3 separate regions of the Homo sapiens genome follow, and all the other regions are linked to region 2. The links are chromatin loops, found by intact Hi-C in ENCODE. Cell type or tissue: endothelial cell of umbilical vein. All regions are shown on one strand. Region 1 holds the start of PPOX (protoporphyrinogen oxidase). Region 2 has its middle 15 kb from the start of CFAP126. Region 3 holds the start of LOC107985221 (a long non-coding RNA gene).

Region 1 (2,500 bases), 220 kb after region 2:
AAGAGCATTAAATGAAGCTCCCTCTGGCACAAGTGGAGCACTCACCTTAGGGGGGCAGGGGGCCCGGCTCAGGTGGTAACTGGCGGCCAAGCCGCTGATGCCTCCGCCCAGCACGACCACGGTCCGGCCCATGCGGAAACCTGGGGGAAAGGGGGCGATATGGACAGGCAGACCGGGGACAACCTGCGCTCCAGAAGCCCCGCCGGTTTTGAGTTCTATCCCGGCCACTCACTGCTTTAGGGGAAACTAAGTGTGCACGGATGGGCTGGTGGAACAGCGAGGTCCCCGTCCAGGGGCCAGGACTCACCCACAATAGGTAGGGATGAGAGAAAATGAGGGAGAAGGAGATCGAGGTCCTAAGACCGTACCCCGCCGGCGCTCTGCTGGGTGCAGATAAGGGCCACACCCTCGCTATCGGCCCTCGCAGGGCTCGGGCGGCGGGCAGTACGCCTGAGTTCTGAGGTGCTCTGCTTGCCACACCTCTGTAGGCCAACAAGTGCTTCAAATCCGCTACTCCCACCCCCAGCCTTTTCGGTCTCTCCTACGCTCCGTCCACTCTGTTCTCGCGGCACGCGCCTAACCCTACCTCTCCTACATCTGGATTGGCGGGACTTGGAAGGCCCCGGATCACGTTCACCAATAAAACATTGAACTGGCAGAGGCGGAGCGACGGCAGCTGTAAGAGCTGGAGGTTAACCGTGTTAGCGCCGAGCTGGGAGTGAGCGGCCGTACCCGTCACTGCCCTCCTCAGGACCGAGGCGGCGAGCGCTTAATGCTGGAGTTAGCGTTCCCCAGCACAAGCTTACCAGGTCCAGCTAGGGTGACAACCCTAGAGGGAAGGCCGCAGGAGCTTTGGTCGTAGGGAGAATAGATAGGGACACTTAAGGCCAGTCCACGGGGAGGCGGCTCCATAAACAGCTCCTTGATGTTAGCAACAGACCGGGCCTACGGGAGCTAGGGCCGCCCGGCAACGTACCCAGTGTTTGTCAACAGTGGCACTCCCCCATCGCCGACCAAACCAGTCGCCCCAGAGCCTGCACGCAGCCTCACTCAAGTATGCCTTTCCTCTTTTCCTCCCAGTACATAACCTTCACTGCTGGGGGACACAGGTCCGGGTCCAGCACCATCCCCGAAACCTTCCCCCTCGGCTCTGAGAGCGCCCCCACCTGTTAGAGAGGGAACTTGGGTCCCAAGAAGACTCCAATTTGGCTCAGTTCTCTATCACCCCCTAAGCAAAAATACAAATAAGCACATCATTTTTTCTTAATAAATTTATTCACAAAAAGTGATATTGCAGAGGGTCTGGGGGCTGTACATGGGCAGGGGCTTGGTGAGCTTTGTACATGGGGCTGGGAGACAAGGGAGCCTCCAGGTGGAAGGGTATTTTTTAATAAAAAAAATAATGGAGCTACAACCACCCCCTCCCCCCTCCCCGATTAAAAAGACACAAAAATAGACGTCTCTGAGGTAAACGGGGAGCCTGGGGCTTAAGGGTGTTTAAAGGGCTTCACAGGTGCCAGAGCTTAGAGGTGTCACAGGCACCGGGGTGGCTCCTGCATCAGTTGGTAGAACAGCACGTAGCCCTCGCTGGATGCCACCTGGTTTTCACTGACAGGGGAGACACTAGGAAAAAAGGAGATCGGGAAAGGGTTGTGGTCATTCCTGTTTACTCCCTTCTCCCTACAAGACCGAACCTCAGAGCATCCAGGAAATGATCAGGCAAGACCTCCACCTCTCCTTTCACCTGGCACTCTGCTCTCCTGGAGCTTCATAGAAGGGGAGGGTGTCAGGGCTGAGTGGGAATGGGGCAGGATGTAAATAGGAGGCTATTCTCACCGAGAGTCATTGTAGACATGCCAACCAGTCTGGCACCGGCACAGGGCTGTGTAGTGGCCATAGTGGACGCTGCCTGAGTGGTTGCAAAGGGCATACAGCTGGTATACAGGACTTCCTGCGGGGTTGGAGATGATCAAGTTCTATAATCAGAGCTGTGCCCCCACTCCTTTGGCTCCTTAGGACTTTCCCCACCAGACTCACCGGCTTTGTCACTGGCAAAGTCCCCTAGGCTCAGTCGCTGCAGTGGAAAGTCTACACCTACTGAACTTTTTTTGATGGAGCCTCGGGAGGCAGAAAATCGATTCAGATCTAAGCCCTGGTTAAGGAGCATTTGGGAGGCAGTGGGCCTCTGAGGGGAACTTCTTCTATCCTGAAAGCTGTCCTCTCCCCACTCCCGACACACTGGGAGCATCTTGTGGAAAAGTGGGTGGCAGACTTTTCCTAAGGAAAATTCAATTCTCTGGAAACATGGAGGAAAGAGAATGTATGGGAGGTATCCTAAGAGAAGTAAGAATCTGAAGATTAGGATATGGAGCACGAGGATTCGAGGGAATCTTTGTACTGTCAACTTTTTGGTACTTCGAGTTTTCTGCCGACATCGGTCACACACCTGAATAAATGGCAAACAGTGTTAGGTTAATATGCTCCTAACCTCAATTGGCTT
Region 2 (2,500 bases):
TCAAGTTTCATCCATGTTCTGGCATGTGTCAGAATTTCCTGCCTTTTCAAGTCTAAATAACATTCCATTATTTTTCACATTACCTTTTGTTACTTTAGGAATCATGGTCTGGGGGCTGGCCTTTAGCAACCAATATGTTTGGGGAGAGAGATATCTTCCTCAATGGCCTATCTTCTTTGTTGATGGATTCCTAGAGAATTATGCTACATTTTGCATCCAGGAAGGGTCACCACACCTAATTAGCCCACTTTTTTCCTCCAGAATTTTAATGTGTCTGAAAATTCACCTCTTAAAGGAGGAAGTGAAGGCAAGAGAAAGAAAGATGTGGGAATTGGCAGAAATAATAATTCTTCAAATGAGTCCCTTCCTAGACAGCATTCTCAAGCTAGGTATGCAAAAGAGCAGGACCACAGAGCTGCATTAAGGAATTAGATTTTATAGGATCAGAAAACAATCTTAGGAAACTGGGCCATTTTTAGTCTTCATTTCTTTTTGTGTTCTTATCAAAAATTGTAAAGGGGGTGGAAGATACATGCTGAGGTGGCAACCAACAAACATTCTCTTCAGAGGGTAAGACCACAGTGCTACAGAGAATGGAGAAAAATGTCATATACTTCCACAAACCAGAGTCAATGTTAGGAAAGATTTCACTCTAACGGCTTCCCTGCTAAGGGAGTTCTTCCATGAGTAGCTTTCACTGTGCAAGATCAGATGAGACCTAGGGTAGCCCAGGACACAAGGATCCTCCCATAATCCCCCAAGGGGCCACTTTCAATGTGGGCTAGTCTCTGCCCGTCCCTGCCAGGAACTGAAGAGGCTGTGCCAGTACCTTTTCCCCTGATCAGTCTCTGGGAAGGCAAAGCTTTTCTGCATCTGCCCTCAGTGGTTAGTGAGACTGTGGGATCGTCCTGAAGGACAGGAGGTCCTGGAGTTCACCCTCATGACATCATATCTGGCTTAGGACCATCACTCTTCATGTCCTGCTCATCGCTGTTCCTCACCATAGTTTCTCCCTAATGCAATGCCTTGTGGGGAGCTATTTCCCTGAGTACACAGTGATATCAGGATGTGAATCACCTTTTTCTGGGCAGAGGTGGTGGAATTTTTTACCATCATGAAGCTGAGGTTCCTTGCCCATTCTGAGTTGAATAACCCAAATCTTGGCTCTTAGAGCTTCTCATATCCCTAATTCCTTATAAAACTTAACTCTGTCCCCAGCTCTTTACTATCCCATTGCTCAGTATCTTCTACCACGTCCTCCTTCTCAAGACTCTGATACCTAAAATATACAATTTTACAGCAGCAGGAGGAAATAGGCAAAGGATATTTTCCTTTGTGGTGCTGGGTGTTGGGGATTAGTTGTAAAACTAGTCTCCACTAGAGGGAGACTTAATCTCAAGAAAGAAAACAATATGATCTGTGTCAAGTTGAGAGGAAGCAGAGGTATTAACTGTTTATATAGCTTTTGTATTATAGCCAACTATCTCTTCTTTAAAAATCTTTTTGTTGTAAAAATGAAGAGAATTTATTTATTTATTTTAGAAATTTTTAAAATTTTGTTTTATAACTATGTAAAATACTTGGGTTTCAAAATAAACGCTATAAAACAAGGCATATTTAAATAAGTTTATCATCTACCTCCACACCTTCCATATCACTCCTTCTCTCTCCCTAAAGGTAATCACTTGATTTTTAGTAGAGATGAGGTCTCATTTATGTTGCCCAGCTAGTCTGGAAGTTCTGACCTCAAGTGATCCTCCTGAAGTGCTGGGATTACAGGCATAAGCACCGCAGCCGGCCATGGTATTTCCTTCTCTATGAAATGTTTGTTTAATCTGTAGCTCAGCTTCCTTTTTCTTTTTCTTTTTTTTTGAGATGGTCTTGCTCTGTCGCCCAGTCTGGAGTGCAGTGGCTCGATCTCAGCTCACTGCAACTTCTGCCTTCTGGGTTCAAGTGATTCTCCTGCCTCAGCTTCCCGAGTAGCTGGGATTACAGGCGCGCGCCACCAAGCCCAGCTAATTTTTGTATTTTTAGTAGAGACGAGGTTTCTCCATGTTGGTCAGGCTGGTCTCAAACTCCTGACTTCAGGTGATCCATCCGCCTCGGCCTCCCAAAGTGCTGGGATTACAGGCGTGAGCCACCGTGCCTGGCCCCTTCTTCTTTTTGTAATGAAAAACAAACAAAAAAGCACACTTGGCCAGGCCCAGCACTTTGGGAGGCCGAGGCGGGCAGATCACGAGGTTAAGAGATCGAGACCATCCTGGCCTACCTGGTGAAACCCCGTCTCTACTAAAAATACAAAAATTAGCTGGGCGTGGTGGTGCGCACCTGTAGTCCCAGCTGCTTGGGACTCTGAGGCAGGAAAATCACTTGAACCCGGAAGACGGAGGTTGCAGTGAGCCAAGATGGAGCCACTGCACTCCAGCCTGGCAACAGAGCGAGACTCCGTCTCAAAAAACAAACAAAAAAACAAAAACACACACACATACACAAAACAACC
Region 3 (2,500 bases), 91 kb after region 2:
CGAGATGCTGCCACTGCACTCCAGCCTGGGAGGCAGAGCAAGACAGTCTCAAAAACAAACAAAAAAAAACTGCTGTGAATGCAACAGTAATACATGCAAACTGATAGGTAGGTATTAGAGACTCAAATACCACAGATAGCATTGTCTTATGACATGGATTCCTGAAATGGCAAACAACTCTTGGTAAAGTTCTGAACAAAAATTATGATGTCCCTTCAATCTACACATTACTTGTATTTCTTGGAAATTCAGGGTCTAAAACAATGACAAAAATACTTTGCATTTATATGTAAAATGGAGTTGTGTTCCAGGCTCCTTCTGGTTATAACAGGCTTTATTTACCTAAATTAATATCCAATGGGACTTTTTTTTTTTTAGATGGAGTCTCATTCTGTCACCCAGGCTGGAGTGCAGTGGTGCGATCCCAGCTCACTACAACCTCCGCCTCCCTGGTTCAAGCGATTCTCCTGCGTCAGCGTCCCGAGTATCTGGGACTACAGGTGCACGCAAGCATGGACAACTAATTTTTGGATTTTTATTTATTTATTTTTTTAAAGACAAAGTCTTGCTCTGTCGCCCAGGCCGGAGTGCAGTGGCACGATCTCAGCTCACTGCAGCCTCCGCCTCCCAGGTTCAAGCAATTCTCCTGCCTCAGCCTCCCGAGTAGCTGGAATTACATGCTCCCACCACCATGCCCAGCTAATTTTTGTATTTTTAGTAGAAATGGGGTTTCACTATGCTGGCCAGGCTGGTCTCGACCTCCTGACCTCAGGTGATCCGCCCGCCTCGGCCTACCAAAGTGCTGGGATTACAGGTGTGAGCCATGGCGCCTGGCCTCCAATGGGGCTTTTAAAAGTCATGTGAGATGTGGGACAATTCTTTTTTGTGCAGCACTGTCCTGGTCATTGCAGTATTGTCTAGGATCCTTGGCTCCTAAATACCAGGATCCTTCACCACCACCATCACCACCCCACCCCCCACCCCAATACACACACACACACACACACACACACACACACACACACACAATGGTCATTGCAGTATTGTCTAGCATCCTTGGCTCCTAAATACCAGGAACCTTCACCACCACCATCACCACCTCACCCCCCACCCCAACACACACACACACACACACACACACACACACACACACACACACACACAGTGACAACTAAAAAAAATCCCCCCACAGATACCCAAAACATCCCCTAGAGGGCAGTGCACCCTGTTGTTGAGAACTGATTTAGAAGAATAAATGAGGCCTAGGGCCTTCCCATGAGTTAAGAGGAGAGTTTAGCTTAGCTTCAGGATATCCACACCTACTCACTGGTTCTTCCCTGGAAGGATGAGGGACCAGAGAAGGTACAGATTTTACCTGTCTAGGTTATGAGGGACCAAGTGGATATGCCTGAGCTCAGCTAAGGGAAGCTCTGCCCTATAAGCTAGGCTGGACAACATTCTTGACAACCAATCTATTGCCCTTCACTTATCTAGCCCCTTATCAGGGTAATACAAAGGGCTCAGATTCTGGAGCCAGACTGCCTGAGTTCTGGTCCTAGCTCAAACATTTATTTGTTTTGGGCAGGTTATTTAATATTTATGTGCCTCAGTTTCTTCATTTATAAAATGGGGATAATAATAGTATCTATGTCATAAAGCAGCAAGAATTAAATGAGTTAATATATGTAAACGTGCTTAGAATGGGATCTGACACACAACTACTTACAAATCTTAGATATTACTATTATCATCACCATTCATATTCTGTAGGTAGCATAAGGCTGAGGAATCACCCCAACTTGGGGGTGAGCATCACTGAAGATCCTAAGTCTCATGTAACCTGAGCCAACAAAGAGTTATGTGCAGGTAAGGATACTCTCAAGTGATCTAGTGGGGGTGGCTCCCTTTGCTTCATGTGGATTGGTGAGTAAGGAAAGCCTATGATGATGATGACCATGATGATGATGATGATGATGATGATGATTGAAGCATGATGCTGAGAGGAAGGGTTCACCCTAACCCGATGACTGCAGGAGAGAAAGAGCCAACAAAGGAATGAGGAAGCTCTTCCTGCACCCTAGTGAACAGGCTGACTTTCTAATTATCTGTGGACTGTGAATCTCTGCCTTTGTAGATCTGGAGTCAAAGCTGCCACCTAAACAACCAGAAGGAAAGGCACCATCTTACACAAAAAGCAAACCTCAGGCCAGGCGCGGTGGCTCATGCCTGTAATCCCAGCACTTTGGAAGGCCGAGGTGGGCGGATCATGAGGTCAGGAGATTGAGACCATCCTGGCTAACACGGTGAAACCCCATCTCAACAAAAATGCAAAATATTAGCCAGGCCTGGTGGCGGGTGCCTGTAGTCCCAGCTGCTTGGGAGGCTGAGGCAGGAGAATCGCTTGAACCCGGGAGGCGGAGCTTGCAGTGAGCTGAGATCACACCACTGCACTCCAGCCTGGGCGACAGAGCCAGACTCTGTCTCAAAAAAAAAAAAAAAA

Evidence for each region. Hi-C counts contacts between places; a loop is a spot of excess contacts. Peaks named below come from ENCODE experiments on the same cell type or tissue, not always from the same donor. Only the 100,000 strongest peaks of a DNase experiment are listed, where the experiment ranks them.
Region 1: a loop joins it to region 2, with 6 times the contacts of the local background. A loop is called at or near these places in 6 of 110 quality-filtered maps.
Region 3: it touches region 2 in a loop (3-fold over the local background); 17 of 110 quality-filtered maps call a loop at or near these places.

The regions. Positions count from the first base shown.
Region 1 is chr1:161,164,480-161,166,979 of GRCh38, reverse strand. USP21 (ubiquitin specific peptidase 21) reads right to left here. Exons shown (of 14, transcript NM_001014443.3): 11 at 2,368-2,446; 12 at 2,038-2,145; 13 at 1,837-1,951; 14 at 1,257-1,623. The coding sequence ends at 1,533. It overlaps PPOX (protoporphyrinogen oxidase), which reads right to left and starts at 554. Exons shown (of 13, transcript NM_001122764.3): 1 at 308-554; 2 at 46-140. The coding sequence starts at 132. In endothelial cell of umbilical vein, a CTCF peak has its summit at 1,141; a DNase peak (open chromatin) is centred at 639; H3K4me3 peaks cover 1,235 bases; H3K27ac peaks cover 1,527 bases.
Region 2 is chr1:161,381,198-161,383,697 of GRCh38, reverse strand. No RefSeq gene overlaps it. Among named protein-coding and RNA genes, the nearest start is that of CFAP126, 15 kb to the right of the region's middle. In endothelial cell of umbilical vein, a CTCF peak has its summit at 1,363 (motif pointing right); DNase peaks (open chromatin) are centred at 1,217 and 1,757; H3K27ac peaks cover 1,350 bases.
Region 3 is chr1:161,290,443-161,292,942 of GRCh38, reverse strand. It overlaps LOC107985221 (a long non-coding RNA gene), which reads left to right and starts at 1,611. Exons shown (of 2, transcript XR_001738270.2): 1 at 1,611-2,255. In endothelial cell of umbilical vein, a CTCF peak has its summit at 1,216 (motif pointing right); a DNase peak (open chromatin) is centred at 1,242.